2 separate regions of the Homo sapiens genome follow, and region 1 is linked to region 2. The links are chromatin loops, found by intact Hi-C in ENCODE. Cell type or tissue: natural killer cell. All regions are shown on one strand. Each heading gives the region's core, and the rest is flanking DNA. Links, peaks and the distances in the headings are about the cores only. Region 1 overlaps MAD1L1 (mitotic arrest deficient 1 like 1). Region 2 overlaps MAD1L1 (mitotic arrest deficient 1 like 1).

Evidence for each region. Peaks named below come from ENCODE experiments on the same cell type or tissue, not always from the same donor. Only the 100,000 strongest peaks of a DNase experiment are listed, where the experiment ranks them.
Region 1: it touches region 2 in a loop (12-fold over the local background); 2 of 110 quality-filtered maps call a loop at or near these places.

Annotation. Positions count from the first base shown.
Region 1 is chr7:2,042,982-2,058,657 of GRCh38, reverse strand. The region is part of intron 12 of MAD1L1 (mitotic arrest deficient 1 like 1); the gene reads left to right. Among named protein-coding and RNA genes, the nearest start is that of SNORA114, 38 kb to the left of the region's middle. RefSeq lists enhancers at 1,420-1,972, 1,973-2,526, 3,015-3,530, 8,589-9,192. In natural killer cell, for the core only: no CTCF peak of the experiment used is centred there; DNase peaks (open chromatin) are centred at 8,267 and 8,767; H3K27ac peaks cover 1,082 bases.
Region 2 is chr7:1,956,119-1,971,794 of GRCh38, reverse strand. MAD1L1 (mitotic arrest deficient 1 like 1) reads left to right here. Exons shown (of 19, transcript NM_001013836.2): 16 at 14,076-14,166. Among named protein-coding and RNA genes, the nearest start is that of MIR4655, 120 kb to the right of the region's middle. RefSeq lists enhancers at 9,295-10,494, 13,290-13,970. In natural killer cell, for the core only: no CTCF peak of the experiment used is centred there; a DNase peak (open chromatin) is centred at 9,724; H3K27ac peaks cover 393 bases.

The DNA of each region.
Region 1 (15,676 bases), core at 4,903-12,902, 87 kb before region 2:
ACTCCCTCTCCAGCCCTGCGCCTCTCCCCTGGCCACACTCCCACTCTAGCCCCGCGCCTCTCCTCTCCTCTGGCCACACTCCCTCTCCAGCCCTGCTTCTCTCCTCTGGCCACACTCCCTCTCCAGCCCTGCGCCTCTCCTCTCCTCTGGCCACACTCCCTCTCCAGCCCTGCTTCTCTCCTCTGGCCACACTCCCTCTCCAGCCTCGCGCCTCTCCTCTCCTCTGGCCACACTCCCTCTCCAGCCCCGCCCCTCTCCTCTCCTCTGGCCACACTCCCTCTCCAGCCCCGCGCCTCTCCTCTCCTCTGGCCACACTCCCTCTCCAGCCCCGCGCCTCTCCTCTCCTCTGGCCACACTCCCTCTCCAGCCCCGCGCCTCTCCTCTCCTCTGGCCACACTCCCTCTCCAGCCCCGCGCCTCTCCTCTCCTCTGGCCACACTCCCTCTCCAGCCCCGCGCCTCTCCTCTCCTCTGGCCACACTCCCTCTCCAGCCCTGCTTCTCTCCTCTAGCCACACTCCCTCTCCAGCCCCGCGCCTCTCCTCTCCTCTGGCCACACTCCCTCTCCAGCCCCGCGCCTCTCCTCTCCTCTGGCCACACTCCCTCTCCAGCCCCGCGCCTCTCCTCTCCTCTCCTCTGGCCACACTCCCTCTCCAGCCCCGCGCCTCTCCTCTCCTCTGGCCACACTCCCTCTCCGGCCCTGCTTCTCTCCATGCCCCTTTCCTCCAGGTGCAGTGTCATGGAGGAATGATGACAGTAGGCACCTTGTCTCCTTCAGGCTGTGACGGGCGCTTTGGTAATCCATCAGTAAGCGTGGTGTGTGCTAGATGTTCTGTGTGATACTCTTTACTGAATTAATGAAATCCTCTCCAACTTGTGCTTTTCTAAGAGTCTTTGTCACGAAGGCCTACCCCATAAATTTTGATGCGGGTTGTTTTTGTTACTGTTGAGTTCAAAACATTTTCTGATATTCTCTGTGGATTTAGAAAGTCTGGCCTTCCAGCAGGATTTAACGCATACAAAGCATATAATACAGGTGGACTGGCCAGCTGAAAAGGGATTGAGAAGGAGAAACCCAGACTCAGTTCACTCACTCGATCATTAATGTTTCATTCCCCAACTTCTTCTTTTTGGGGGGGCGGTGGGGGGAATGGAGTCTTGTTCTGATGTCCAGGCTGGAGTGCAGTGGTGCAATCTTGGCTCACTGCAACCTCTGCCTCCCGGGTTCAAGCAGTTCTCCCCTCAGCCTCTGAGTAGCTGGGACTACAGGTGCACACCACCATGCCCGGTGAATTCTTTGTATTTTTAGTAGGGATGGATTTTGCCACGTTGGCCAGGAACTTCTCACGTCAAGTGATCTGCCCACCTTGGCTTCCCGACGTGCTGGGATTACAGGCATGAGGCACCGCGCTCGGTCATTCCCCAGATTCTTACTGTGCGTCTCCTGTGAGCCTGGCACATTTAGGTGCTGTGGAAAACAGCAGGGAGCTGCACAGCAGACTCGGAGCTCAAGGGCCCCTCTCTAGGTGGGGCTGGGGCAGGTGTCAGTCGCGTTGAGGCGGTGATGGCTGCTGTGAAGAAAGGGAGGCGCTTTAGGGCTCGTGTGTCAGGGAGGGTGTGGGAAGCCGGTGAACAGGCGCCCTTGCTGAGCCCAGAAGGTCACTGCGGGGAGAGCTGTGTCCATCTGCCGTGCTAGACCGTGGTGGGGCTTGGTTTGTGGTAATGATAGCTGCACGGGTACTTGGGAAGGTTGTGGGGCGAGGTGCCACGTCTCCCCGGCTTCCCCGTGGCAATGCCGTAGGTGGTCGTGGTGCAGTGGGAAGACCAGGGGCTTTGGCGTTAGCACAGCCTGTGTTCCTCTCCGCGATCGGCCGCTTGTGTAGGTTTCTGTGGCCCCACAACAGTCCCCCTGGGCTGCCTCTTGGAGCCACACCAACTCCTTGTCCTGGTTCTAGTGTTGAGTAGGACTTGTCCTTCACCCCTCTGTGATAATGGGCGCTGGGTGGGAGCCCGTGGGAGCTCTGTGGTGGGCCTTGGTTCGAGGTGAGCACCGCCCTCGCTCACGTGGGTATCTCCTGGGTCGCTTTGCAGATGGGTCGTGGAGCCAGTCTTGTACTTCCTTCCACGTCTTTCCTGGATAGCCATTCTGTGGTTTCTTCCTCTGCCCCAGTGGGAGCCTAAATCTGGCTGTGTGCTCCTCCCTCCCCTGAGGGTGTGAGATCTAGCCCTCTTTCCCTAGAGCAGAGCAGAGCAGAGCAGAGCAGAGGGCCTCCATCCCTCCCACAGAAGAGCCTGCGCGAGCCCCATGCTGCTTCTGATCGCCGTCTCTTCTGCTCCACACCCCTCTTTAGGTCTGAGGCTTCATGATCGGCACGATTTCTCTTGCTCTTTCTTTTTTAATACTGAAAATTTTTGGTCTTAGGTAGCACTGAAGGGAGTATTTATAACACCCAGTACCTGCTGTGTCATCTGGAAAGCATCATCCTCTGTGACCCTCCAGGGGTTTGTGTCAGACAGTCATCATGTTCCCTGTGGCGCCCGCTGAGGCGTCGGGGGGTCAGCTCTGTGGCCCCGTTTTAGCCCAGCAAGTCGAGGCTTAAGAGTGGCATAGAGACTGCCCAGGCCATGCGGCCAGCCTTGATGCTAGATTTGTGTTTTTTATTTATTTATTTATTTATTTTTGAGATGGAGTCTTGCCCTGTCACTCAGGCTGGAGTGCAGTGGCATGATCTCAGCTCACTGCAACCTCTGCCTCCTGGGTTCAAGCGATTCTCCAGCCTCAGCCTCCCGAGTAGCTGGGATTACAGGCGCCTGCCACCATGTCCAGCTAATTTATGTATTTGTAGTAGAGACGGGGTTTTGCCATATTGGTCAGGCTGGTCTCGAACTCCTGACCTCAAGTGATCCACCCACCTCAGCCTCCCAAAGTGCTGGGATTACAGCTGTGAGCCACTGTGCCTGGTCCTAGATTTTTTTTTTTTTTTTTTTTTTGAGACAGGGTCTCTCTGTGTCACCCAGGCTGGAGTACAGTAGTGTGGTCTCGGCTCACTGCAGCCTCGACATCGCAGGCTCCGGTGATTCTCCTGCCTCAGCCTCCCGAGTAGCTGGGACTTCAGGTGCCACCACCGTGCCCATCTAATTCTTTTGTGTTTTTGTAGAGATCGTGGAAATCTGAGTGTGACTTGGTAGCTCTGGGGTGCAGCCTGCGGTCCCCATGTCTCACCGGTTCCCTGGTGGCGCTCCTGTGCTGCTCCGGGCCAGTTCTGTCAGGGGTGGCAGAGGCCTGGATCGTGCCCTACGATGCGGGCCACAGGGGCCGGGTCACACAGCTGATGTGGATGCTGCTGACTGGCCCTAGGCCTGGCTCACCCCCAGCTCCCTCTGAAGACCACTGCCTACCTGCTGTCCTCACTGTCTGCCTCCGAGAGGACACACGTCCTGGCGTGTGCTCATTCACTCCCTGCTTTCTGTCAGGGTTTGTGGCGTGCCTCTGCCTGGTGCTGTCGTGGCACGCACCGCCTCGCTGTGCTGCCTGCCTAGTGCCTGGAGGGAGGCTTGGCCCCGCTTCCTCTGTCTCTGCTGCCCCCGCCCTTTGTGACAAGCTCTGCACTGTGTACGTGAACACAGGACAGATGGAGTTCGGGCCCTGCCGTCGTCCCTGAGTCCCGGCCCCACCGCTCGGCTCCTCCTGCTACTGTGACCCATGCAACCCATCTTGTCTCCTGGGCTTTAGCCTCTGGGGATGTCCAAGGAGCAGCCCTGAGTACCGCATGTGTTCCCCGCTCTCCCATCACTGCGAGGGCACGGCCCAGCCGAGCGCAGCTCAAGTTCAGCTTCAGACCTTGCTTTGTTCATACTTAAAGCACATCCCTCCACGTACACCTGGATCGGTGCAAAGCCTGCAGGAGGGGCCCTGAGACGCTGGCCAGCCCGGCTTCCAGGGTCGTGTTTGCTCTGCTCAGTGAGAGGGCCTCTTCCCTCCACAGATAAGCAGGGTTCTCTCGGCTTTGGAATTTAATTTCCAGGTGTTAATATATCGCCCTTTCCCATTACCTTTCTAGACTGACATTTCTATTACATCCATTCAGGAAAGAATGTCCACTTTGTTATGGGACAAAGCCATTTGCACAGTTATTAGAAAGCCAACCTTGTCACAGACACTGCTGCACTCTCCCTCCGAGAGGGAGCTGGACCTGGCTGTGGCAGAAAAAAATTCCAGGGAGAAAAGCAATTTTAGGAAATACGGTGAAATCAAAACAATGCATTTTACCCGTCTCCAGTGTGAAGATGATGAAGGTTGGGTTGTGGGAGCGTGGACCGCCTCCACCAGCCCGAGCCCTCCACGTGCGCCCGACCGCCGTCTCTGCCTCAGGTGCGTGGAGTTTGGAGGCTGCGTTACACTGGATTCAGGTCACCCATCTTTACTCTTGGCTCTTTGAAAAGACCACAGTCCTGTCCCCACCCGCCCATGGGTGGGACTTTCTGGACAGTTCCAGGTGAGGCTGTGGAACTCCTGGCCCTTTCAGGGAGATTTGAGGAGATGGCCACAGCACTGTGTTGGGGGAGGTGGGCTGGGAGCAGCAGTGCTCGTGGGCTCTGGCCCTGGTGGGAGTGCCCTGTCTGCGGGCACCCGGGTGCAGCCCTGACCCCTCCCGCCCTGCCTCCCTCTGCAGAAGGGTGCTGGTGGCAGGTGTGTCATCAGAAACCCCGATGAGGGCATTTCTGGATGGTGCTGCTGAGATAAGGCTGTCTCCTCGGGTCTCCGTGTTGAGGGTGGCTAGAATCGGGTGCCCCTGGAGCACTGTGGAAGCCAGGTCTACTTTCTTTTTTGAGGAGTCATGGCCTGCGTCCACTTAATGGTGGCAAATCACACTTGGAGAGCTCGGTCACAGGAGCCTACTGAAACCTGCAGCCCAGAATGCAGGGCCTGGGTCACAGGCTCCCTGGCTTCACCCAGGGGCTGTCCCTGGCCCTGTACCCTGTTGGCCTGGGGCACCCCCATAACCCGTGTCCCCAGGCCCTGGCTGGAACGTGCTGTGCGGGGAAGATGGGCCCCACCTCTGCAGCCTCCTCTGCTTCCCCGTTGCTTTCCTGCCGCCCGCCAGGGCCTTGGGGCCTTCACACAGCTTCTCTACTTCCCGGAACCCAGATCATCCCCGGCGTCCGGCTCATAGCATTGAGGCAGGCCCTTTTCTCCCTTGTTCACCGGCGGCTGGCACAGTTCCTTGCATACAGCAGGCTCTGAGTAAATGCCTGGTGAATATTGGACTCCTTCACCTACAGGAGGTGCTGAGGCCTTTGGAGTGGCCAGGGAGCAGCTCTCCTGCCTCTGCCTCACCTGCCCTGTGCTCTGCCCCCGCCCGGAGGACTCTTGGTCCCAGCCTCACCGTCTGCATGGGCCTCCGCGGCCCCCAAACTCACCGGTTTTCAGGAAGGGCCTGCTACCAGGTAGCAGATCCCGAGGCTTCTGCTTCTGATGCCTGAGCTAATGTCAGCAATGTGGAAGAGGGTGTTACTTGCTTTCAACTTTCCCAACAACCAAAGTCGCAAGACGTGTAGCTGTCAGTGGCAGAGCAGGAGGGTAGGCAGTGGCTGGGAGCAGGTGCCAGGGCAGGGACGGCTCGGCCTTCAGATGCAGGCACTGGAGGCGGCACCCACCCGTTCCCTCCTCAGGCTGGTGGAGGAGCCTCCGCTGTCCCGGGACTTGGGGCAGCTCTCCCTTCTGGATTTCCTCCTCCCACATGTCCTGCTGGGGACACATGGCTTCCTATCTCCCCATGGCCCCGGAGGTCCAGCGCCTCCCTCCCCCATGCTCCAGGCTGGGGCCCCAGCTCCCTCCCGGTTCCTCTGTCTGTTCCGGGCAGCAGTCTGTGGCGCCAGGGCCATGCCCATGCCAGCTGCCGTAGCTGTGTCCCAGCTGTTTGCTCCAGGTTTATTTTGATGGTGTACCCCTTTATAAAAACTGTGGAATTTGCACACTGATACGTGCATATTTGTTTAAAAAGGATAGGTATGACCTGCGGCCAATAATGAACACACCCATTTATTTGTAAGATATAAGGACTTATAAACGTAAGTAGGGTTTCCACTGTATACCTAGGCCCCAGGGAGCTGTCAGGTGCCCTCCCTGGGCACCGTGCCCGGGCCCCAGTGAGTGTCCAGCCCCCTCCCTGCCTGCTGTGCCTGGGCCCTAGTGAGCTGTCCGGCGCCCTCCCTGCCTGCTGTGCCTGGGCCCTAGTGAGCTGTCCGGCGCCCTCCTGGGTGCTGTTGCTTGCTGTCTGTTGGGCATTCTGTCTGTGTGGTCTTCCTGAGGCTGTTACCAACTGTGGTGGCGGCAGGCCTGGGGCTCCTACTACGCCGCTGCCTGTGCTCTGTTGCTCACATGAAGGGGCCAGGGAAGCCTGTTGGCATATGGAGTCATGCCATGGCTGGCTGTGGCGGAGCTGTGGCTGTGCGCGTGGCGAGGACGATAGGGTTCTGCCCTTGTCCGTGGTCACCCTGCTCCTGCTCTCGCTTCTCTGAGGCCAGCCCCTCCTCTCTGATGTGTGCGGAGCGTGGGTCTTGGCCTGCCGGGGGCTCCTTCGTGGAATGCAGGGGGTGCACAGGTGTTGACTCTGCATGAATGGTTGTCTTTCCGCCTGGCTGTTTCCCTGCCTGACGCCCCTGTAAACATCCATTCCCAACACGCTTCCCAGAGGACGCTTGCCCTTGGAGTACTCCTAACAAAAGACTTCCCAGTGAAATCAGTTTCTGGCACCCCATGTGGTATAGCCTGACACGGCACCTGCTGCTCAGCTTGTCCATGGCTCTGAGGAGCCCTCAGGGGCCCCAGGCAGCTGGTGGGGGATGGGGTTGGGGGGTGGACAGCAAGGTGACCTGGCGGGCGCAGGGCAGCTGGTGGGGGTGGTGGGGGGTGGAAAGCAAGGTGACCCAGTAGGCACAGCGCAGCTGGTGGGGGGTTGGGGGAGGTAGGGGACAGCGAGGTGACCCGGCAGGCGCAGGGCAGCTGGTGGGGGGGTGGGGGAGGTGGGGGACAGCAAGGTGACCCGGCGGATGCAGGGAAGGCCCAGTCTTCATGTGCGGTTTCAATGTCTCGTTCCTGGGCTTTTCTGCATTAAGTGTGAGTTTCTAACATACCACGTTGAAACGTCTTGGATCTTGCCTGCTGAGCCACGTGGCTCTTCCTGAAGGACAAGGTCAGCGCCCCCCTCGCCACCACTTCATCCAGATCCCAGGAGCCCCTTCTGTCCTGTAGGCCAAGGCTCCACAGCACCACGTGGGTTATGGACGAGAAACCTGGAGTGTCCTGCTAGGAGAGAGGCTGTGGAATTCCCAGTCCCCCTCAGCTTTGGAGGTTTATACCAGAGAGACCGAGGCTTAGAGAGGAGCCCAGGGAGGCTCCTCCAGTGCCCAGGCCAGGCATCATCCAGCTGGCACAGGTGGCTTTAGCCCAGCCTCGGGGGGACACAAGCAGGGCCTGCAGGGTGTCTGGGAAGGGCTGGAGGGACCAGGCCCGGAACCTTGTCCTGCCTACCCAGGCTTTGGCCTGACATTGTCCTTGTTTGTGCTTTAAAATCCCCTATCCTGTTTGGTAGAGAAACATGCTCTCTTTAAACTCAGTTTCGAAGAAATCCAAATCTTTGAATAACCTTGATCTTGAAAGGAAAGGAAGTTAGCTGCAGGTGAAAATTGATGGTCATGCTCAAAGGCATGGTTCCCTGCCAAGGAAGCCTCTTGAGTCTTTCTACTAAAAATAGCTGCAGCATCCTGGTGGTGGTGTCTGAACCCTCTCTAGGCCCCTCCTGGAGACATTCAGAGATGTTAAAGGTGACAGCCAGCCTCACCTGGCCGTTCCGCACAGGTGTGTTTGCTCCTGGCCTGTGAGGCACAGGTGGGTGGGCCTGCTGAGGACTGAGCCGCCCTCGGGGGTACTGGGCTGCTCCCTCCGCAGCCTCTGCCCCTTCAGTTGTCCTTGGTGTCACGGCACACCCAAGAGCCTTGTAAGTTCCCTGCACCACAGTCTGGGTGGGTGCCTGGGTCCCTGTGTCCATGGTCCTGGGAGAGGTCCCTGGCCTCAGTCAGAAGGTGTGAAGTGTCTGGACTTTCTCCAGGCCGGTGATAGGCCACTGTTGGCTTGTGGTCTCCATGGTTCTGTGGGTGCTTCAACGGAGCTGCCAGAAAGGTCAAGCCACAGCCTGACACCAGCCAGAGTGGAGGCGGCCCAGGAACCCCCTGGCTCACCACCCTCAGCCTGGTGCTTCCGTCTGCCCGTGTGGGTGTGGACATGGGTCTGAGGCACTGGCTAGGGGATTCCCTGCTTCCAGCAGGCGCGTGAGGTTCCATCCTGGTCTCTGGTTTCTGGTCTGGCCTCATACCTGGCTTAGCTCTCGTAGGAGTGCAACAGGTGGAAGGGGCGGTGATGCCCGCAGATGCTGGGTGAGGTGCCCCGTGAACGTGTGGTCTGGTGCCCGCAGACGCTGGGTGAGGTGCCCCGTGAACGTGTGGTCTGGTGCCCGCAGACGCTGGGTGAGGTGCCCCATGAACGTGTGGTCTGGTGCCCGCAGACGCTGGGTGAGGTGCCCCGTGAACGTGTGGTCTGGTGCCCGCAGACGCTGGGTGAGGTGCCCCGTGAACGTGTGGTCTGGTGTCCGCAGACGCTGGGTGAGGTGCCCTGTGAACGTGTGGTCTGGTGCCCGCAGACGTTGGGTGAGGTTCCTTGTGAACGTGTGGTCTGGTGTCCGCAGATGTTGGGTGAGGTGCCCTGTGAACGTGTGGTCTGGTGCCTGCAGACGTTGGGTGAGGTGCCCTGTGAACGTGTGGTCTGGTGCCCGCAGATGGTGCCAGCAGATGTTGGATGAGGTGCCCTGTGAACCTGTGGTCTGGTGCCTGCAGACATTGGATGAGGTGCCCTGGGAATTACAGTGCTCGATAGTCCTCCTGGACACTGGTGCTGATGAAGCGAGTCTGGCCACCCACGCCAGGCAGTGCCCAGTGCCCCTTGGGTGGCTCCTGCCCTCCAGCAAGACATGGGGATGCTGCTGGACCCAGGTGTCTGTGAGGTCCAGGCACAGATCTTGCTTCTGCAGGAGGCCCCTGGGCGGACTAGGTGAGTCCTTCCTCCTACCGCCTCTTTGAAAATCTGTGTGTGTTTAAACTAAATTTCTTGAGTGCCATCAGAAGGCCCGTGAGCTGGTGAGCTGCCCCCGAGCCTTTTGCCACCCATGGTGGGCATGAGCCACCTACTGAGTCGGCTCCGAGTCAGCAGAGGCCATGGAGTGGGGGCCCCCACTGTGCAGGGAGAGGGTCTGACCCTGGGCGGGGCACCGGGAAGGGAGGTGGAGGCCTGAGGCCAGCCCTGCTGGAATTCCTCTCTTCTAGGGGGAGGAAGCCTAGGAGCTGGAATCAGAAAACCTGTTAGAACCTGAGCTCTGTCACTCTCTCACTTGTGCCTGGCGCCAGCTCCCTTTCCCTCTCTTTGCCTTTGCTTCCTCTCTGGAAGAATGAAGCATGCACGCCTCACCCCATCTGCACGGGGAGCCGATTCACAGATTACATGAGGGAATGCTTTGAAAATATTTTTAAATTGTAATGTTCAAATATATGTGTGAGGTAGTTCATCATCAACTCACTCAACAAACATATGGTTAGTTCTATTCTAAGGTGATGTGTGTTCCTAAAAGTCACCCTGCTACACAAAATCACATTAAAAATAAGATGGGACCCTGATGAAAATGGCAGCATGGTTGACGCGGTCAGTGGCTGGACACAGGCAAGTGTGACAATCGGCACAGCTCTTCGCCTCGAGAAGGCCTGGCGCTGGCTTGGGGAAGTGGGAGTGGTGGCTTGTGAGTCACTGTGGAGTGGGGAGAGCACCTGAAGCTGGAGGGGTGTGGCACAGGGGGCTCAGCCAGGCTCGGGAGGCTCCCATCACAGCTCCGTTCAGCTGAGTGCGGTTTTCTGCATTCGTCTTGGAGGAGGTTCTTCACAGAGGGGCGGAGGGGGACTTTTTGGCCATCACTCAACATCCTATGGGACAGCCCCTTCCTGGCTGACCCACCTGCCTGCCCTGTGCCAGGCCTTATGCAGTGTGGTTGATGCTTATTACCATTCATCAAATTTATTTCCTGACAAATCCTATGTTAAATACCTGGCATGGGACCTGCAGTGAGTGGGCATTCGATGTATAGCGGTCACTGCTGGCATTCGTCAGAGTAACTTCTCATTTCATTAACATCCCTCTAATCATCTCACTTAAAACTCACTTGGAGAATTCTGAGCTCAGATTTGGAAATCCCGTGTTTGTGCAACAGGAATTTGTCGTTGGATGAGATGAAGGAACTTGCCTGGGTGAACAGGCAGGATTCGCAGCCCAGGTAGCTGCTCATTCTCCGAGTCCCTCTACACCTACCCCGCTGCCCGACTAGGGTGCTGGAGCATGGTGTCTGAGAGCACGCGTGTGCGTCAGTGTGCACATGCGTGCACCCGGGTGTTCATGAACACACCCGTGTCGGTGCTCAGTGTGCATGCATGCACACATGAGCATTACTGTGTGCGTGTCTGTGCTGCATGAGCTCTGTGTAGGAGACGTGTGTGCATATCTGTGTTGAGTGCTGTGTATGTGTGTGTCCATACGTGTGTACTTGTGTGCGCATGTATGTTGTGCTGTGTGAGTTCTGTGTGCACATGTGATCATGTGAGTGTGCACGTGTGCTTTGTGAGCTGTGCATGCACATCTGTGTGAACTGTGCATTGAGCATGAGTGTGCATGTATCTGTACTGGTGAGCTGTGTGCACGTGAGTGCACGTGTGTGATTGTGCATGTGTCTGTGGAGTCAGCTCTCTGCATATGTGAGTGCACGTGTGTGAGTGTGCATGTGTCTGCAGAGGCAGCTCTCTGTATGCATGTGAGTGTGCATGTCTGTGCTGTGTGAGCTCTGTGTGTGCATGTGTCTGAGCATGCACATGTGTGAGTGCTGTGTGCGCACATGTGTGTGCATCTGTGCTTACCATTCTGGAACACTGGTTCTTTTATGCATTTTGGCTTCTTTTCCCACGAGACCCTCATGGAACATTAAGCCCAGCAGACAAGGCCAGCCCCAACCATTGTGATAGTTATTAAACAGCAATAAAGCAGGATCTGTATTTACAGACCCAGAGTGTGCTCAGACTGGGAGGTATTAAACATCATCCATCATCAAATGGAAAACAGTCAGATGCAGGGAGTGTAGAATGGAGTTAATATTCTTTTGGTTAACTTCACCCATAAAGAGCTAAACTGCCCCCAATAAAACACCAAGGGGAGGAAGGGAGGTTCTTCCAGACGGAAGCAATCATCGGCACGGTCTGCAGACAGGCCCCCAGGGTTTCCTCGTGCCGGTGGGTTTTCTGCAGCTTGTTACGCAGCTGCGGCTCAGAGCAAGCGGTGTCTCAGGGTCCCTTTCCACAGTTCTCATTGCCTGCTTTGCCTTAGGTCAGCTCATCAGCAGCCCTGGGGAGCTGGGGTGAACGGAGGAAAGACACTGACTTGTAGAACCTGAGAATCTGGGAAGGGAGGGCCTTAGCCGAAGACTGTTTGCCCAGGAGGGTGGCACGCAGTAAACAGTTCAACCCAGGAGTTCAACCCGGGAGCTGGCATTGGGGCATGGATGTGCGCGCTGGTGGCCATTCATTACTGATCCTCCAGTTTCCTTTGTCGTCTGTGAGTGGGTGCGCTCAGCCCAGGGGGTGTTGTGTGCGCAGCGTGTGGTGCAGAGGTAGCACCTGGGACAGGGGGCCGGGCACTGTGCGTGTGGGCACAGGGAGCGCTGCTCCTCCTCCTTAGACCTGAGGCTCCTGTCTGGGCAAGGTCTAGCCCTCCACCTAGGAGCTTACGGAATCTTCAGTGGGGACAGATGGTCTGGAAAGGACTCACCTCTTTTCCCACCCTTGGTTGAATGTGGCCCCTTGGGCACAGGCGGGCAGCGCTCACCCCTTTCCTACACTAAGACGTCCTCACGGCTTAGTGTAGGGCAGGCGGGTGAGGCGGGGTTTGTGTCGCTTCTGATCTGGAAGGGGTTTAGCAGCTGAGGAGATGATCGCCACGCAGAGTTCCGTCTCCAGAAAAATAAGAGGATTTGCACAGTTCTTGAACTTCACCCTTCCAAAGTTTTCACCTCTTGTAGACTAGAAGTTTTAAGTGAGCTTCTGTGTGTCGAAATCATTTCATGGGCAGTGCCCCAGCCGGAGCCTGTCTGGAGGGGAGGGTTGGGTGGGCACGGGCGCCGGGCCTGGGAGGAGGAGGACAACATGGGTTTCCTAGCTCGCTGGACGGCCCTGAGGTTGTGGGGGCCTTTGGTGGCTGAAAGGGGTCTTGTATTTCTGTGCACATTGAAAGGCGATCTTATTTGCCTGCGCTGCCGTCCAGCTGAGGACAGGGACATAGGGTGCCTGTGAGTGCAGGCCTGGAAAGGGATGGGACTCCCCTCTGTAGGGAGGGCGGGGCTTCAGTCCACCTGGGGCGTGGGGCCTGCGCCACCACCCGCATCCCAGGAGAGGCACTGATTGCAGGGCTCGGCCTGGGGCTTACATGGGACCCTCCTTGACTCCCTAGAGGCAGCCGAGGTGGCCACTGCAGCACTCAGCTGGTCTTCCCCAGGAAGTCCTTCCCTTACAGGGCCTCCACTGCCGCCTCTGTCATGGGCAGGCCCTCAGGGAGCAGGGCTGTGGCGGCCTGTGGTGCAGGGGACGTGTGCCATGTCTCCTAAAGATGATGGCTCAGCTCCATGGGGGGCCCTCGGCAGAACGTTTGGATTTAAGGACTACTTGGGGCTCACCATGTGCTCCGAGGCTTAGGGAAGGCCTGGGACGGGCCCTGAAGTGCTGTCTGGCTGAGGCTGGGCTCCTCAGGTGAGAAATTGGCTCCCATGTCCCGCTCCCCTCCCCCACCCCACTCTCCTTCCTTCAAGGAATCCTGTTAGACTTTTCACTTTGCTCCACGGCCTCCAAATCCCACTAAGCGACTGTCGCTTTTCCAGGGCATCGTCAGGTGCTGTACTAAGCTTTAATAAAGGGCTTTATCCACAGCTTCAGAAAAGTCTCTAAATAAATTAGATCCACTGGTTAGCCTCCAACGGTGATTTTTATTAACCTCCAGTTAAAGAAATATTGCTGGTTACAGAAGCACAATTTATTTCTGTGTAAGCCAGGCTGGTGTGACCCTGCGGGCTCCCGAGAGGGATAGTGCTATGTACACGCAGAGTGCTGGGCTGGCCATGAGAGGCACCTGAGAGGGCACCCGGCAGCCTGAGGGCTGGGAGTCACTCTCACAGGGACACAGAGACTCTCACAGGGACATGGGGGACTCTCATAGGGACGTGGGGTATCTCACGGGGACACAGGGATACGAGGACTCTCACAGGGATACGGGGGCTCTCACAGGGATACAGGGGACTCTTACAGGGATTCACAGCCACTGAGACACGGGCTGGTGCTCCTGGCCTGGAGCAGAGAGGGGTGTGGAGGCCGGGTGGGAGGCCGGAGCCTTTCATGTCCTTTCTGGCCCCTGGTGGCAGCAGCTCCCTTGCTGAATGGCTTCACCCTGGGAGGTGATCAGAGGCCGGGGCTTGCCGTCAGGGCGCCCTGGCTCAGATCGTGCCTCTGCGGCCGTGTGGCTTGGGCGTGTGGCCCCTGTCAGAGCCTCTGCTTCCTCTGTGAAGTGCGGAGAATGGTTGCTGCTGCTCATCAGAGTGGGGAGGTGACAGGCCTGGCCCGGGGCTCGGGTTTTGTTCATGCTGTTGCCTCCCCTGGGCTCCCCTGTCTACACCACTGGCACAGGAGCTGAGAGGGTGTCCACGCCCCGGGGGACTACGCCATACTGATGGCCTCCATTTCTTGGGGTCTGTCTCACTGAGCTGGGACTCCAGTTCCAGTTCTTGTCATCCTCACTGAATCTCACAAAGCTGAGCGGGAAACACGTGGGCTGTGCTGAGTCGCCCTCGCTGTACAGGAAGAGAAACCGAGGCTGGAGCAGTGGAGAGGCTTGTGTGGTCGATCGCCTGGGGACTTCATGTGTACTCAGGACCCAGACCTCCCGGCCGCACCCCCGTGCTGGTTCTGTGCCCTGCTGAACCATTTGGGAAATTGTGTTATCATCTCACACATGCTGCGGGCTCCTCTGGGATTCACTGCTGCTGTTTCTAAAGCACTGTTCCCAGTGTGTTCACAGCGTCCCCACCTTCTTCCACGTGCGCCGGGCAGCTTCTCTTTGGCCTCTCACACCTGAGGTGCTTTGTGGCAGGAGCGTCCTCTCAGGAGCCTGGGTGCGTGAGTTCAAATCCTGGTCCCAGGTGCTGGCTGTGTGGAACCCAGCCGAAGTCATTCGTCTGTGTCTCAGTTTCGTTGCTGGAGAGAGCGGAGATTGTCCCAGCGTGTCCTCACAGTGTTGTTGGCGGACTGAACAAGTTGGGAGGAATGAGCAAGAGTGACCCTTGGATCAGGACCTGTAGTAGCTGCCTCTGTCCTGTGAGCATTCGCTATGATTTTTATTCCAGACCGTTGGCTGCTCCCCTTCCTGCGGCGCATTGTGGCCGCCAGCTCTAGGCAGCTCGTCCTCCCATGCTGCTGTCTCCCCTCCTCTCTCCATCAGGCCTTTGCTGTGGTTGCTGGAGCATTGCTGCCGCCGTCCATTGCGTGTGCTCTCTTGACGGGACGGGCACCCATCTGTGCTTGAGTCACGTCCGAGCCCGCGGCCGCCACCCACACCCTGTTCCTGCACGGTGAGGTCTGCCACGTTCCAGGGGCAGGCTTTGCCCGGCCCTCCCTGGCCCTGTTCAGTAGCCCTGGGCCCAGCTTATGTCTATGTTGGGCAGTGCGGGGTGTTGGGAGGAGAGAATGGGCAGAGGCCCCTGCCTCAGGGCTCCCTGGGGCCTGGCAGGAGGCCTGGGGTGGTGCTGCCCCCACTCTCGAGAAAAAGGCTGGCACTCCGCAGGGCTGTTTGTGGTGGGAAACAGGCGCTCAGCCAGTCTGGATCCCCAGCCCCCCCAGGCCCTCCGCGTGCCTCCACTCTGCAGGGCACCCGTAGCCTCCAGAGAACAGTCATGACCCAGCGTCCTTGTAGGCACGGTACCCGGGCATCACGTTCCCAAGCCCGCCCATTCCGGCCACCTCCAGCCCACAGGATGTGCCAGGTCGTGCCGAGGGCCTCCTAAGGAGCGTGGGATTGTCAGAACAGATTGCAGCATGGATTTTTGGAGGATTAAAGTTAATTAAAGAGCTCTTCCTTGCTTTCACGTCCTTGTGTCTGCCAGCTATTTACATGCTAATGCTGCCCTGACACCGAGGATGAGGGGTGTCTGCCGCACTGCACTGCGCTGTCAGGAGGGGAACCACAGGAGAAGGAGGGGAGCGCAGTGCTATGTATTACCCTGTGCCCCTCCGATGGGACAGGGGCGTGGATGCAGACACATTCGAAAGTCAGTGGCAGGGTCGTTTTCTTGTATTTCCTGAAGTGTCTTCGTGGCTGACTTGGATGTTCTCCATTCAGGCCCCCCCTTACACTGCATAATTGAATGCATTCTGCGTGGAAATATCTTCGCATAAGCAATTTTATAAATAAAGAGATTGTGGAGAGTAGGGTCTGAAGTTTCTAAGTGCAGGGCTGTGTTTTCCAGAAGCCCATCCTTCTTGGCGAAGGTGACTTTCA
Region 2 (15,676 bases), core at 5,051-13,050:
GCGTGGGATTCAGCTTTTCTGGGGTCGTTTGCCACTCATCTGTCTGGAAGCTTTCCAGCTTCCATTTTAAAGGCTATTTGATGCTGTGCCTTCTTTTCTTTGTCTTCAGGTAAATGCCTCAAAAAAAGTAAGCAAAACCTTTACCCTTGTTTTACCGGGATTTTGAGAGAGATTACACTTAAGTGCACGTGTTCAAGCTACCGTCTTTAACTGAAGTCTTTGATGATTTTTCCGTTTATATAATATATATTTTAAGTGAAACACACATCATTTGCATCCTGTTTCTCCACTATATATTATAACATAAACACTTCCCCATGTTTTTATAGGTTTTTGTAAGTCTTAATGTATAGTTGATTAACCCCTTTTGGAGCTTGAGTGGTTTCGCGTTTTCACCTAGTGAGAATGAAGGTGAACTGTTGGCCATGTTTTGACTTCTGTGCGAGAGAATTCTGTGTGTCTGGAAAGACCAACTGTAGCCTGTAGGAGCCTGGCTGCACTGAGAAATCCCATCGCTTGTGTTTCTTACTGGTGACGGCAACAGCCCCCAGCAGCAGCGGTGGCCATGATTGCAGTGAGAGGCAAGTGATGTTTGTGCGGGGCTCACTGTGGGCCCCGCATGGCACTGCGTGCATCTCCACGTTGATCGAGTTCTAACTGCGGGCCTGAGACGGGGTTTAAGGATATTCACTGTATTGAGGTGGAACTCGCACACCGAAGGGCTGGCTGTGGGCCCCGGGTGGCACTGCATGCATCTCCACACTACTGAATTCTAACTGCAGGCCTGAGAAGGAGTTTAAGGATATCTACTGTATTAGCGCAACTCGCACACAATGGAAGGGATTCATTTAAACCTGAGTTCATGGTCGGCGAGTACCAAGGGCGGGCGGTGGTACCCTTATCCGGGGAGCAGGTCATAGAGGCTACATTATCTTCAGAGTTTTAAAACAATAAGTAAATAAAAGTGGATGCACTTCTTACCACCACATGCCTGCAGTTCTAAAGAATGCCAGCAATGATCTACAATTCTACCACCATTCCCCCACCAGATGCCACCGTCACGTCTCAATAGATGTATGCACAAGCATGCAGCCACCACAGTAAGATATAGGACACAGCCCAGCAGGTGTTTAAATTTTTTACTTTTAAAATTATATAATAGGCTGGGCATGGTGGCTCACGCCTTTTATCTCAGCACTTTGAAAGACCAAGGCCGGCAGATCACCTGAGGTCAGGAGATTGAGACCAGCCTGGCCAACATAGCGAAACCCCGTCTCTACTAAAAATGGAAAACTTAGCTGGGCGTGGTGGCGCGTGCCTGTAATTCCAGCTACTTGGGAGGTTGAGACACGAGGATCACTTGAACCTGGGAGGTGGAGGTTGCAGTGAGCCGAGATCGTGCCACTGCACTCCAACCTGGGTAACAGAGTGAGACTGTCTCAAAAAAAAAAAAAAAAAAAAAAGTAAAAATTAAAATTATATAGTAAAATTAACTTTTTTCTTATAGGATACAGCTCTATGAACTCTAATCACCCTGTAATCAGAGTGCAAAATAACATCAACCCTTCAGGAATCCTCCATGGTCCCCCTTTCCATTCACCCAGCCACACAGGGACCTCCCGGCAGCTGCACATGTCTGCTCAACTCTGCGGCTCGGCTTTTTCCAGCCCAGTCCTACAACATGCAGTCTTTTGAGACTGGCTCCTTTCATTCAGCACAACGCCCTCGAGCGAGATCCATCCAGGTTGTTTGTGTATAAAAGTCAGTTCCTTTTTCACTTAGGTAGCTTTCTCATAAATTTTGAGGTCAGGAGCTATGAGTCTCCCTGGTGGTGGTTCTTTTTCAGGGGGTTTGACTCCGCTGACGGGTAAACAGTGGGCAGTCTTCTTCTCCCTGACACAGATGGCTTTACATTTACTTAGGTTTTCTTCCATTTCTTTTAGCAATGTTTGGCAGTTTTTAGGGTACAAATCTTATGCCTCCTTGGGTAAATGTATTGCAGAGTGTTTTGTTCTTTTTGATGCTGTTATGAATGGAATTGTTTTCTTGATTTCCTTGTCAGATTGCTTGTTCCTAATACAGGGAAATACAACTGATCTTTTGTGTGTTGACTTTGTATTTTGCAACTTTGCTGATTTTGTTTATTGACTAGAACAGGTTATTTGCAGCTTCTTTAGGGTTTTCTGTAGCCTGGCATCTGCAAAGAGAGAGAAGTAGTTTCACTTTTTCTTTTCCAATTTGGATACAATTTATTTCTTTTTCTTGACTAATTGTTCTGGCTATGTTGAATAGAAGCAGCAAAAGCAGACATTCTTGTCTTGTTCCTGATTTAGGGGAAAAGCTTTTAGCCTTTCACCATTGAGATTGACATAAGCTATAGGTTTTTTGTTTTATTTATTTATTTATTATTTTTGAGGTGGAGTTTCGCTCTGTCACCCAGGCTGGAGTGTAGTGGCACCATCTTGGCTCACTGCAACCTCTGCCTCCCGGGTTCAAGTGAATCCTGCCTCAGCCTCCCGAGTAGCTGTGATTACAATCATGTGCCACCATGCCTGGCTAATTTTTGTATTTTTAATACAGATGGGGTTTCATCACGTTGGCCAGGCTGGTCTTAAACTGCTGACCTCAGGTGATCCACTCACCTCGGCCTCCCAAAGTGCTGGGATTACAGGCGGGAGCCACCACACCTGGCCAACAGTCGATTTTTTGAAAAGATGGAATTGCCACACTGTTTACCAGATTCAATAGGCAAGTTGCGGAAATTGGACGGAGAGTTCTCATACCCTCTTCACCCGGTTTCTCTCGCTGTTGACATCTCACGCTGCCATGGTGCTCGTCACCGGCGTGTGACTCTGGGCCTGTCTCCAGCCCTTGTTTGGATCCACCAGGCTTTCCTGCATGTTGCAGCCAGGGCACCGTGTTGATTTTAGTCGTCACATCTCTTCTGCCGCTGGTCGGTGACAGTTTTGTCTTTCCTCGCTTCTCCTGACCTCAGTATGTTTAGGAGTCCCTAGAACGCCCCCGAAGCGAGCTTGTGTGATGTGTTTCATTGTTAACCTGAGATGGTGGTTTTTGGAAGGAAGATCACAGACGACAAGTCCTTTCTCACCACGTCCCATCAGGGAGCCCCTGACATCCACGCAACAGCAGGTGGACCTGACCGCTGGACTGAGGCGTTGACAGCGGACCTGACTGCCGGACTGAGGCGTGGACAGTGGACCTGACCGCTGGACTGAGGCGTTGATGGTGGACATGACCGCTGGCATTGACGGTGGACCTGACCGCCGGACTGAGGCATGGACAGTGGACCTGACCGCTGGACTGAGGCATTGATGGTGGACATGACTGCTGGCGTTGACGGTGGACCTGATCGCCGGACTGAGGCATGGACAGTGGACCTGACCGCTGGACTGAGGCATTGACAGTGGACCTGACCACTGGACTGAGGTGTGGACGGTTGACCTGACCACCAGACTGAGGCGTTGACAGTGGACCTGACCGCTGGACTGAGGCGTTGATGTGGACAAGACCGCTGGTGTTGACGGTGGACCTGACCGCCGGACTGAGGCGTCGACGGTGGACCTGACCGCCGGATTGAGGCGTGCTCTGCCGGGTGCCTCGTCCGCGAAGCTGTTTGCACTTTCTCCAGTCTCTTCCTTGGAAGCGAATCCCTCAGGGCACAGGCGACGCTCCCCCTCTGGAGGGATGAGTTCTACATGTATGATGTGGAGTTCTGTGAGGGAGGTGTCTCCTCTTCCCCATTTATTCACTTCTTCATTTATTACCAGCAGTGTGGACTGGAGGGAGTTTGCCACGTGCTCTGTGTTCTGATCTGGTGCACGCACCAGGACTTGTTTATTACCAGCAGTGTGGACTGGAGGGAGTTTCCCGCGTGCTCTGTGTTCTGATCTGGTGCACGCACCGGAACTTGTTTATTGCCAGCAGTGTGGACTGGAGGGTGTTTGCCGTGTGCTCTGTGTTCTGATCCGGTGCATGCAGCGGGACTTGTTTCGCTGCGTGATCTCCCCGCGGCCGGCCGCGCCCTGCTGTGCCCCGTCATTGGGTTTTCTGAGCCCTTCCTCACTCTCTGGCACCACAGGGTGCTCCAGACTCACCTCGTGTCCTCTGCCCCAGCTTTCCAATCATCCGTTCCTCCAGGGAGCCCGGAGCCTTCTCTTGGCAGCACAGTCCTGAGCAGCCCAGGTCAGGGTCTGGGTATGCCTGTGGCTCCTGGGACGGCACTGCTTCTACACCCTCCCGCCAGCTGCCTTTACCGTAGTGTTTGCGTGCTGTAAATATTTCTGTCCTTTTACTTGCAGCGTACCTGTACCCGTTCTTTGAGTTTCTGTATACATGATGTCATCGGGTCAGTTTCTAAACCATCATGGCAATCTCTGTCTTTTCATTGCTACCATTTTATTATTTGTTTGTGTGTCTCCTCCATTTTTGTTTTTCCTTTTCATGCTTCCTGCTTTCTGTTGAGTTACTTGAATGGTTTTTAGTATTTCATTTTAATTTAGCAGATGGGCATCTGACTATTTCTCAGTCTGATGTTTTGAGTGTTTGCTCTGGGAATTAGAGTACTTATCACTGCCTACTGAGAATCAGCCTCATCCCACTTGAAGTCACACCTGGAAGCCCCTCCCGGCAGGTCCCTTGCCCTCTCCCTTCCTGCTGTCCCTCTACCTACATGGAAATGCCACAGGTTTTGTTTTCAGTCATACAGTGTTTTGAAAAGGGCAGTAAGAGACCCGGGTATTATCTGTAAGCCCAGATAGCTGCCATCTGTTCCTCCTTCATTGTCGATGCTCCAGGTATCCTTCATGTCCTCTTTCCTTCTGAAGGATTTCCGGCAGCCTCTCCTGGAGAGCAGGTGGCTACGATTCCTCACGGTTTCCCTCGGGTGGGTCCGTCTTTATTCCTCTCGTGTTCCTGAAGGAGCTCTGCCCTGCGCACGCAGCGCGGCCCGCGGCCCTCGCCTCCCAGCACGCCACGATTGCGGCGTTCCTCCTCCTCACCGCGGTTCCTGCCTGGGGAGAGATTTGCAGACGCTCGAATCGCTGTTCCCTTTGAGGTCACACAGTTTTTTTCTGTTTTCACCATTTTTTTTGCCTTCAGTTTTCAGCAGTTTCGTTTGGATGTGTCTGGGTGTGGATTTCTTTGGGTTTATTCTGTTTGGAGTTTGCTCAGCTTCTTGAATCTCTAGGGATTTTTTTTGTTTTTTTTTTTTTTTTGCCAAGTTTGGGATATTTCAGCCATTTATTTCCTTAAATACTTTTTCAGCAATTCACTTTTCTGTGAATTTGCTGAGACCTTTGGGTTTCCGTGTGCTGTGAGAGCGTGCACACTCGTCTGCATGGGCCGTCTTGTGGCCCCTCTCCGCCGCACTTCCCAGATAACCCAGCCCCATCTCCTCAGCCCCAGCAGCTGGAACTGCCTCTCTCCAGGCTGACTTGAAATCTCTGTGGTTCTTCATGTGCCGAGTAATTTGGGGTTATGTCCTGAGCATTGTGAGAAGAGGTTTTGTGTTTAAGTCCTGTGAGAAATGAGAGTGTTTTAGTTTAGCAGTGAGCCGACCTGGGTGGTTTCTAGCCCAGGTCCCAGCGACCTTCTGTGGGGCGCGGTTCCCATCCCAGTTCAGGTTGTGAAGCCTTGGCAGCGCTCCTGGCCTTGGCCTGGGACATTGGCAGTGCCTGTCAGCTTAGCTATCATCAGCTTCAGAGGCCAGTGTGGATGGGACCCAGGCACAGGCCAACCCAGGGACGCCCTCAGCTCTCACCGGCTTCAGATGCCAGTGTGGATGGGACCCAGGCATGGGCCGACCCAGGGATGCCCCCCAACTCTCCAGGACTACGCTTTTCAGTCCTTCCATTCTGTGATCTTCGGGTCCTTTCACGTTTCTGGGTCTCCCCTTTGTGGTCCTCCAGGGACGTGGGGCTCTCTTCGCACCGTCTGTTGCACTTTGCTGGTGTCATGGAGGTTGGGCCCACGCCCGGCCCTGCAGGAGGGAGGACAGGGAGGAAAACGCAGCTAGAGTTTGTCCTGCCCATCTGGAACGACAGCAGCTTCAGACAGAGAGCACGGCTCCTGCCTCAGGCTCCCTGCCGCCACTGCAGCCCTGTGGGCTGAGCCCGTGGTAGTGTGCGAAGAGCAGAGGCAGGGGCCACGGGGGCCGGGGAGTCCATACTCCGAGCAGGGAGGGTCCCACGCTCCTGAAGCTCAGTGGCTTTCTTTTCCGGCCCCCAGGTGAGTGCTGGAGGACTTCGCCTTGAGCTCCTGGTACAGCAGCCTCACCACTGCCTGGATGGTGGCACGAGGTTGAGGTCAGGGGATGCGAGAGAAGAGCCACGATGTTCCCTACCCACCAGTGCGGTGGGCCTTCCAGAGCCGGGCACGTGTCCAGGCATTGTAGCCCTGTCTGTGGGAGAGGAAGGGCAGGCGTGGGCACCCGTCACACTGCCATGTCTGCGCGGCTTTGTCACGTGCTCTCTTTATGACAAACAAGCCTGGAGGGGCGAGGTGCTCCGTGTCAGGACACGCAGCGAGTGTTGGGTTAAGCTGGGCCCCACCCACCCTTGTGTGACCATCTCCAGGGCTGGGGGTCCTACGTACCCCACTCGCCAGCCTCTCTGGTGGGGTTCCCACACCCGTTGTTCAAGGGAAATGGTCATCAATGCCTGCTGTGAGCCAGACACCATGATCAGGGCTGGAAACGTGGAGCTAGCCATTTGATGAAGGGGACAGAGAAGTAAAATGTGAAGTGTGGTGGTCAAGGCCCACTGGGGAGGGGCTGGCGGGCAGTGCAGGGGTCTGGGACCCGTGGGAGGCTGGCCTGGGTGAGGGGCTTCCTGGACTGGATGCTGTCTGCCCGTTGGGCCTCGGGTCTCCCTACTGTCCCCTCTCCAGGCCCCAGGAGCCTCACCTGCGGCACCCAGGCCTCCCGCCCCCATTATGCATCTTTTAGTTCAGCAAAAACAACTAATCATTTTTCTTGCAAAAGTTTCCCCCGTGTGTGATGGGTTTGTTATAAGCAAGATCCCGGCTACCCTCCACCTGCTTTCCACGCACACGCTCGGAGACAGGCACCTGCTTTGATTGGCGTCATCTTCTCGAGGAAAGATCTAGGCTGGCAGCTAATTTATGTAGCGCTCCTCGTGTTTAAAAAAGTTGCAGTAAGTCAATTTCAAGAAGCTTATGCCAGAACTGATTGCTTTGAGCCATTTGAAGGCAAACCAGAATTCTGAGCTTTTGAGCACCATCCCCCCAACTTGTTTATTCGTTTGTTCTCTTTCTCGCTCTCTGTGCGGTAGCAGTTTGTCTGAAAGGAGGGCAGCAGAAGAAAGCGCACCCCTTCGGTGCACAAATGAGCCCGCATGTGGGCTTGCTGTCTGGCGGCGAGGGTGGGTCACGCAGGTCATTCTGTTAACATGGCTGCAGCTACACGCGTGCGCTCATTCCAATTCAGCCCTTGAAAGCATTTTGCTCCCAAGCCTTCAGAATCCATAATATCATTTTAAAAGGGGCCTTTTCATCCAGCGTCTCCCTAAGTCAAGAAGCCCCTGCAGAAGGCAGCTTCTCGGAGATGGCCTTGGAGGCCCCCACCATGTCGTCACTCATCACCTTGGGCAGGTTCACTCCCCTATGAAGCCCTGGGAGGCGAGGGTCAGGAACACCCACCCTGGGCCCTCGGCCAGGCCCCTTACCAGCTCTGTGATCAGGGGCCTCTCAGATGGCTTTCTGAGCCTCAGTCTCCCCTTTACTCAGGCACCAGGACTTCCCTGCTAGATTGATGTGAAGACTGAGGGGGTTGTTTGTAAAGCCACAGCACTTGCGGGGCTCCCAAAACCTCTCCAGGAGGCATCAGCTGGTGCCGGAGGTGTGTGCTAGGTCTCACACTGCACGGCCACCCTGCCGAGAGACGGTGACACTGGGCTGTGCTCAGATGTCTCCCCTGCCGGCGCTCCCTGCCTCAAGAGGAGCGAAGCATTGTTGCTGCAGAAGTACCTTCTAGGCCCATGCTCAGGATGTTGGTGTGAGTGGGAGTGCCCCAGACACCCAGGGAGGGCAGCGCACGGCGTCTGCTGGGATGACAGAGACACTTGCCCCTGGCCAGCAGCCTCGCCTCCGGAAGCATGTCCTGCAGGTGCGCCGTACAAGCAGGAAGCAGATGTCAGAGGTCATTCACTACAGTATGGTTTTTACAGCTTTCCTGAGGTATAACTGGTGTGCAGTAAGCTGCGCGATGTCAAGTGCAGTGTGGTGAATTTGCATGTACACACACATACACCCATGGAGCCGTTACCACATTCATATTCAAGACCCCCAGACATGTGCTCTTGTTTGACAGGAATCCCTCCTCCCTGCCTCCTCTCCCCACCCCAAACCCGCCGACGTGCTTTCCATCACTGTAGATTGGCGGGCGGCTGTCGAGTCTTCTGGGCATGGCGTTGGTCCTGGAGCATGTGGTCTCCCTCTTTTTGCTTCTTCCACGCAGCATGGCTGGTTGGGGGAGAGATCACTGTGCACACAGCTGTGTTGTCTTCACTGCTGAGTTGTGTTCTGTCGTATGGAGACACCAGTTTATACGTTCCCTTGCGATGGACATTTGGAGTTTTTCTGGTTTTTGGCTATTCTGAAACTGCTGGATATTATAAATAAAGTCCCATGTAGAAATCGACTTCGTTTTCTTTCAGGTAAACGCCTAGTGTGGAGTGGCTGGCGGTCACGTGTGTAACGTGTTCCGAGGTTGCCCGTCTTCCAGAGTAGTTGGTGTGCAGCTTCTCCTCACCAGCATGCAGCACAGTCTTTTTCCTTAGTCCCTCTTTTATTTTTTTAAATGTTTCTTTTACAGACAGGGTCTTGCTCTGTTGCCCAGGCTGGAGTGCAGTGGTGGGATCATAGCTGCCTGCAGCCTCTGACTCCTGGGCTCAAGTGATCCTCCCACCCCAGCCTCCTGAGTAGCTGGGACTACAGGTGTGCACCACCACACCCGGCTAGTTTTTTAAAGGTTTTCATTTAGGCTTTCTAATAGGTTGGCAGTCATGTCTCACTGTGGCCTTTTATTTTTTATTTCACAAATGACTAATGATGTTGAACATCTTTTCATTCAGCTCACTTGTCATCTGTAGATCTTCTTTGGTAAAGCACCTGTTTTTTTGTCCATTTTAAAATTTGATTATTTTTCTTACTGTTGAGTTTGGGAGAGCTCTTTATATGTTCTGGATACAAGGCCTTTATCAGATTATTTGCTTTCCAAATATTTTCTCCCAGTCTGTGTCTTGTCTTTTCGTTCTTTCATCAGGTATTTTGAAGAGAAGTTTTTTTATGATAAAGTCCAATTTTTCAATGTTTTCTGTTATATATGATCCTTTGGATATTAGTCCATTTTCATGCTGCTGATAAAGACATACCCGGACTGAGTAATTTATAAAGAAAAAGAGATTGAATGGACTCACAGTTCTACATGGCTGGGGAGGCCTCACAATCATGGCAGCAGGCAAAAGGCACATCTTACATGGTGGCAGACAAGAGAGAATGAGAGCCAAGCCAAAGGGGAAACCCCTTATAAAATCAGATCTTGTGAGACTTATTCACGACCACGAGAATGGTATGTGGGAAACCATCCCTGTGATTCATTATCTCCCACCGTGTCCTTCCCACAATAGATGAGAATGGTATGGGGGAAACCGCCCTATGATTCATTATCTCCCACCACATCACTCCCACAACACGTGAGAACGGTATGGGGGAAACCGCCCTGTGATTCATTATCTCCCACCACAGGCCTCCCACAACACACGAGAATGGTATGGGGGAAACCACCCTGTGATTCATTATCTCCCACCACGTCCCTGCCACAACACACGAGAATGGTATGGGGGAAACCGCCCTGTGATTCATTATCTCCCACCATGTCCCTCCCACAACACACGAGAATGGTATGGGGGAAACCGCCCTGTGATTCATTATATCCCACCATGTCCCTCCCACAACACACGAGAATGGTATGGGGGAAACTGCCCTCTGATTCATTATCTCCCACCATATCCCTCCCGCAACACATGGGGATTATGGGAGCTACAATTCAAGATGAGATTTGGGTGGGGACACAGCCAAACCCTATCAGGTATCATAGCTAAGAAATCTTTGGCTGTCCCAAATTTACAAGATTTTCTCCTGTATTTTCTTTTAATAACTTTGTAACTTTTGGTTCAGGATTGAGCAGGATTTTCATTTATTGTACAAGATTTTAATTCTTTATTTCCCCCAAGAACACCCAGTTGTTCCAGAACCATTTGTTGAAGAGTTTGTCCTTTCTACGCTGAATTGCCTTCATATATTTTTCAAAAATTGGTTGTGTTTGTGCTCCTATTTCTGGACTCTGTTTTGTTTGATCGGTCTGTCTGTCTTGCAGACCAGTACTGCACTGTTGTGATTACTACGGCTTTAACGTAGTTGGTGAAATTAGGTAGCCCCTCCTTTTTCATTGTCAATGTTGTTTTCTCTATTCTAGGTCCATTACATCTCCATATGAATTTTAGAATCAGCTTGCCAATTTGTACAAAGAAGCCTGTGGGATTTTGACTGAGGTTGCTGATTCTGTGGATTAATTTGGGGGAGAAGTGCGTTCCCAACACCCAGAGTCTCCCAGCCTGTGGACAAGGCCTCTCTCTCTCCCTGTGTGGAGGTTGCCCTGGAGCTCTCTTCACAGTGCTCGGAGCTTGTCACGTGCAGGTTTTTCTTGGCCTGTTCCGTTCCATCTCTGTGTATTTCATGGTGTTGGATGCTTTTGTCAGTAGTATTTTCCAGATGACTTTCTGGTGCTGATTGCTAGTTTAATTCCATGATGGTCCTATAACATAGTTAGAATTATGAAATTCCTAAATAGACTGAGCCTTCTTTTATGGTTTAGCATGAGGTCTTCTTGGTACATAGTTCAAGTGCTCCTGAAAAGACTGGGTCTCCTGCTCTTAAGAGTCGAAGCATTTATCCAGGTGAAATAGGTCAAGTTGGCTGATCATGTGGTCCTTGTCCTCCTGATTTTTTGCCCGTTGTTCTATCAGCTATTGAGAGAGGGATACTGAAGTCTCAGATTGTCATTGAGGACCCGTCTATTTCTCCCTGCATTTCTGGCTGGTTTTGCTTCATTTGTTTTGCAGCTCTTTTATTAGCACACACATGTTTAGGATTATTATTTTCCTTTGATTAATCAATCTCTTTATTATTATAAGTTACCTTCTTGGTAATAATATGTGCTCTGAAATTTACTATTTCTGGTATTAGTAGCGTCTCTGGCTTTCTCTTGCTGGTTTTCTTAGTGATGGCATGTTATGTCTTTTTGCATCTTTGTATTTAAAGTGCATTATTGTCAGCGGTGTCTGATTGGGTGTTGCTTTTTAATCCAGTTTGAGTGTCTGCCTTTTAATTGTGGTAGTTAGGCTACTTACATCTAATTTGTTTATGATATAATTAGTTTTGATCTTGTCATTTGACTGTTTTCTACTCATCTGTCTCTTCTTCATTTCTGTTTCCTTTTTTTTTTTTCTTTTTACCTTTTTTCAATCCACTTTGGTATTTTTCTGATTTTGTTTTATTTCCTTTTTTGGCATCTTAGCTATAAGTCTTTGTTATTTTAGGGCTTGCTGTAGGGTATATAGTATACATCTTTAACTTACCACAGCCTACCTTCAAGTGATATTACGTCTTCTCACACACAGTATAATCACCTTACAGCCACAGTGTTGGTTTTTCTCCTCCAGCCTTTATACTGTTGTCATACATTTTATTTATTCTATATATTAAATCCCCAATATATTTTCATTAGTTTTGTTTAATCTATTAATCACTTTAAAAAGTTAATAATTTAAATTTTTTTAAGAGACCTGAATGTAAGAAAGATCCTCCCTAAATGCAGCTGCTGTTCCAGCCCTCCTGGTTCTCCGTGCAGATCTGGGTGTATTTGCCCCGCCCCGCCCTCGTCCTCCCTCACCTGCAGGCCTTACCTGACATTTCTGTAGAGCAGGTCGGCTGATGATGAATTCTTTAAGCTTTCGTGTCTGATCTGAAGGCATCTTTATTTGCTTCTGTTTTGGGAGATGTTTTCACCGTTAAGGTGGCGGTTTTTATTTCTTTCGTTATTTCAGAAATTTCTCCCTCCTCTTTTCTCCGTTGCACTGTTTCTCATGAGAACCCCGCCTTGTGCCTCTGTAGGTACCACCTCTGCCTTTAAGATGGTTTTCCGTGCCGTGGTCCTGAGCAGGCTTGTCCTGATGTGCTCTGGGGCTGCCAGCGTCTTCTTTCCTGGGCCTGTGTTCCTTGCGCTGCCTCGTGTCTGTTGAGCTTTCTACATCTGTGGCTTTATCCTTTCCATTGAAAGTGGAACTTTCTTATAGTATTTGTCCCGTCGCTTCCTCTGCCTTCTTTCTTTTGGGGACTCTCGTTCATGAATTTTATGCCTCATGAAGCTGTCCCACAGCTCAGTGATTCTCTTTTCATTTTTCAGGAATCTTTTCCTCTCTGTGTTTGTTTGCTTATTTATTTGTTTTTGAGACAGGGCCTCGCTCTGTCAGTGCTGGAGTGCACTGGGGTGATCTTGGCTCACTGCAGCCTCCACCCCCTGGGTTCAAGCGATTCTTATGCCTCAGCCTCCTGAGGAGCTGGGACTACAGGGGTGTACCACGACGCCCGGCTAATTTTTTTATTTTTAGTAGAGAAGGGGTTACGCCATGTTGGCCAGGCTGGTTTTGAACTCCTGGCCTCAAGCGATCCAGCTGCCTTGGCCTCCCAAAGTGCTGGGATTACAGGCGTGAGCCACCGTGCCTGGCCTCTGTGTTTTGTTTTTGATAGTTTCTATTGCTGTGCCCTCGAGGACATTAAACTTTTCTCTTACGGATTCTAATCTGTCATTAATCCCATCCAGCATGTTTATCTGACAGGTAGTTTCCACTTCTACCTGTGTCTCTTCCGAGTCTGAACTGTTGCATTTTTCCAGTAGTTTTAACAACTGTCTAAATGTCCCTGTTTGCCAGTGTTGCCGTCTGTGCAATGCTGCGTCTTGGTAGGTATTCGTTGTTTGGTTAATCTCTTCATTATAGGCCGTGTCTTCCTGCTGCTTTAAATGTCTGGTAATCTTTGACTGGATGGCAGGCATTGTGAATTTTAGCTTGTTGTGTTCTAGATGTTTTTGCATTTGTATCAATCTTCTTGATCTTTTTTCAGAGATGCAGTTAGGTTTCTTGGAAAGAGTTGGGTTTCCTCGGGTCTTGCTGTTGTGGTGTGCTGGGACGCCCTGGAGCAGTTCTCAGGCTGGAATAGCTGTCCCTGCTCCTGTCCCTGTGCGGTGTCGAGTAATCTTTCCATCACTACAGGCCTTGACAGACTTTTTTTATTTTTAAACCACATGAATATGTTTTCCATTCAAAATATTAGATCTAGAAATGAAGACAAAACTAGACAGCTTTTTACAGTGAACTAAAACTGGCCCCATTCCGGTTGCGGCCATGGAGGTTTGTTTTGTATTCTATTCCCACTGTGGAGAAGGGAACTCACCATGGGTCGCCTGGAAGCGTGCTTTTGTTTCTCATCTGAATTGTGCCTCTGTGGTCCCCTGTCATCAGCTTCTTCCACACCCCGCAGTAGAAGTCCTTTCCTGTCTTTTCCTCATTTCTGAAGATGTCCCGAGGTTGCTTTCCTGTCCCTCAGTGTCCCCTGCACTCCGCCATCACATCACCCTCTGGGAGTGGCTGACGGACACGGACACACTGACTCCCAGGCGTCCTGCCTCGGGCTGGTTCCCTCTGTGCTTCCAGCCAAGGTGTGGTCGACAGAGACTTTCTCCGCACAGGCTCCTCCAGCTGAGCAGGGGCCGCCACGGACTCCCCCATCCTGTACTTGTGTCGTTTTCCAATTTTCTCTTGATGTTATCGCTGGACTCTGAGAGCTTCACAGATATGTATTTAGAAATAAAGCTGTATAGCTGGGTCTCCTAACCTTTCACCTCCTTATCACCCAGAGGGTGGGACTTCCCCAGCATGGCTGGCCTCGGACACCTGGTCACCGTCTTGCTGTCCTTGCAGGTTGAAGGTCGAGGAGCTGGAAGGCGAGCGGAGTCGGCTGGAGGAGGAAAAGAGGATGCTGGAGGCACAGCTGGAGCGGCGAGCTCTGCAGGTGAGGGCGGGGCAGCCTCTGGGTGAGGCACTGCCTGGGCCTCTCATTTCTTTGGGCGTCGTGAACGACCGTGGTTCCTGCTGCCACAGAACACCCGTTTTCTGGCTCGTCTGTCTGAACTCTCCTCCCTCCCATGTGCACCCCCTTGCCTGGCAGGGAGGCCATGCCGCTGACAGGCCTGCACTGGCTGCCTCTGGAGTCCTCTGCGGCCCGCACCACCCACACGCCTGGTGTCGGTGGAGTGGGCTCTGGGCAGATTTGCACTATGCCCACCCGGGATCTGCTGTGGCGAGGCTGGACTGCTGTTTGTGTTCTTTTAATTGTACTTTCTCTTTGGTTTTCATCCTCCTGAGTTGCTGCATGGCAGGAAGCCCTCAGGTTCGAGGTTACCGGGTTTTTGGACAGGCCATTGATTTTATCTTGGCACCTGTTAGAGGCAGATCAAATCTATTTTTTATGACCAGTTTCTGACGATGGGAGGAGTGACATCTGTGGTGATGGGCGGCTCCGAGCCGCGCTGGCCTGTCCTCAGCCTAGGACCTGTCATCTTGTTTTAACTGGGCCGTGGTGTACAGGGAGCGGTCACGGGGCTGCTGCCCGCCCACCAGAGGCTCTGCGTCAGAGCTGCTGAACGTCTTTCTGGGTGTTGGGCTGAGCAGAGCCTGAACCCTGCTCCTTGGTGCCCACGTTGCTTGCTGACTGGGGGCCAGGCATCCCTGCAGGCACCACTTACGGCTTCCCTGCTCCAGCTTCCAGCCCTTTCCCCAAGGTGTCCTCAGTGGCCGGCCCTTGGAGCTTGTTGAGGCTTGAATGAGGTGAGGGGTGTGGGTGAGTGCGGTGCCAGCACTGGTGAACACCTGATGGGGCCTGGCCACCATCCCTGTTCTGCGCAGACGGCGTGTGCTCGGGAGCTCACTAGCGGAGCACTCCTCTGTGGGAGATGCCAAGGGCTGTCAGGTACCGTGGGGTTGGCATGAGGAGTGGCTGGCAGTGTCACCTGTGACCCTCTCCTGAGCTCTGCCAGGGCCTTGGAGGGGTGGGGGCTCTGCCCCTAGGCATGTCCTGAAGCTGCTCAGAGCTGAGGCGTGGTGCTGCAGTGTGGCCAGTGTGGCCATTTGGGGAGAGGACAGGGCTGGGCCTGGTGGTCCTGGGGAAGCAGATGTTTATGCCGTGATATGGTGACCTCGAGCCTAGCCCAGGATTCAGGAGCTGTTCCTCCCTGGGTCAGGGCAACAGGGACAACTGTGCCCGGATGGCGTGGGAGAAGCAAGTGCAGAGCAGTGAAGCGGGGAGGCCACTGGGGTTCGGCCTGTGGAGTGTTGGAAACTTCCAGACAGCCCTCCAGCTGCCACCACTTCTGACACCCCCTGCGATTACACCCTTAGTGGGGGGACGTCCAGGGTGGCCCTGGGGAAGGTGAGGCCTCACAGGCCCTGTGGTGGCTCAGGCTGCCCCTGGCTCTGGATGCCCAGGGCTGTGCCATTGAAGGAAATACTGTAAATAGGGGTCC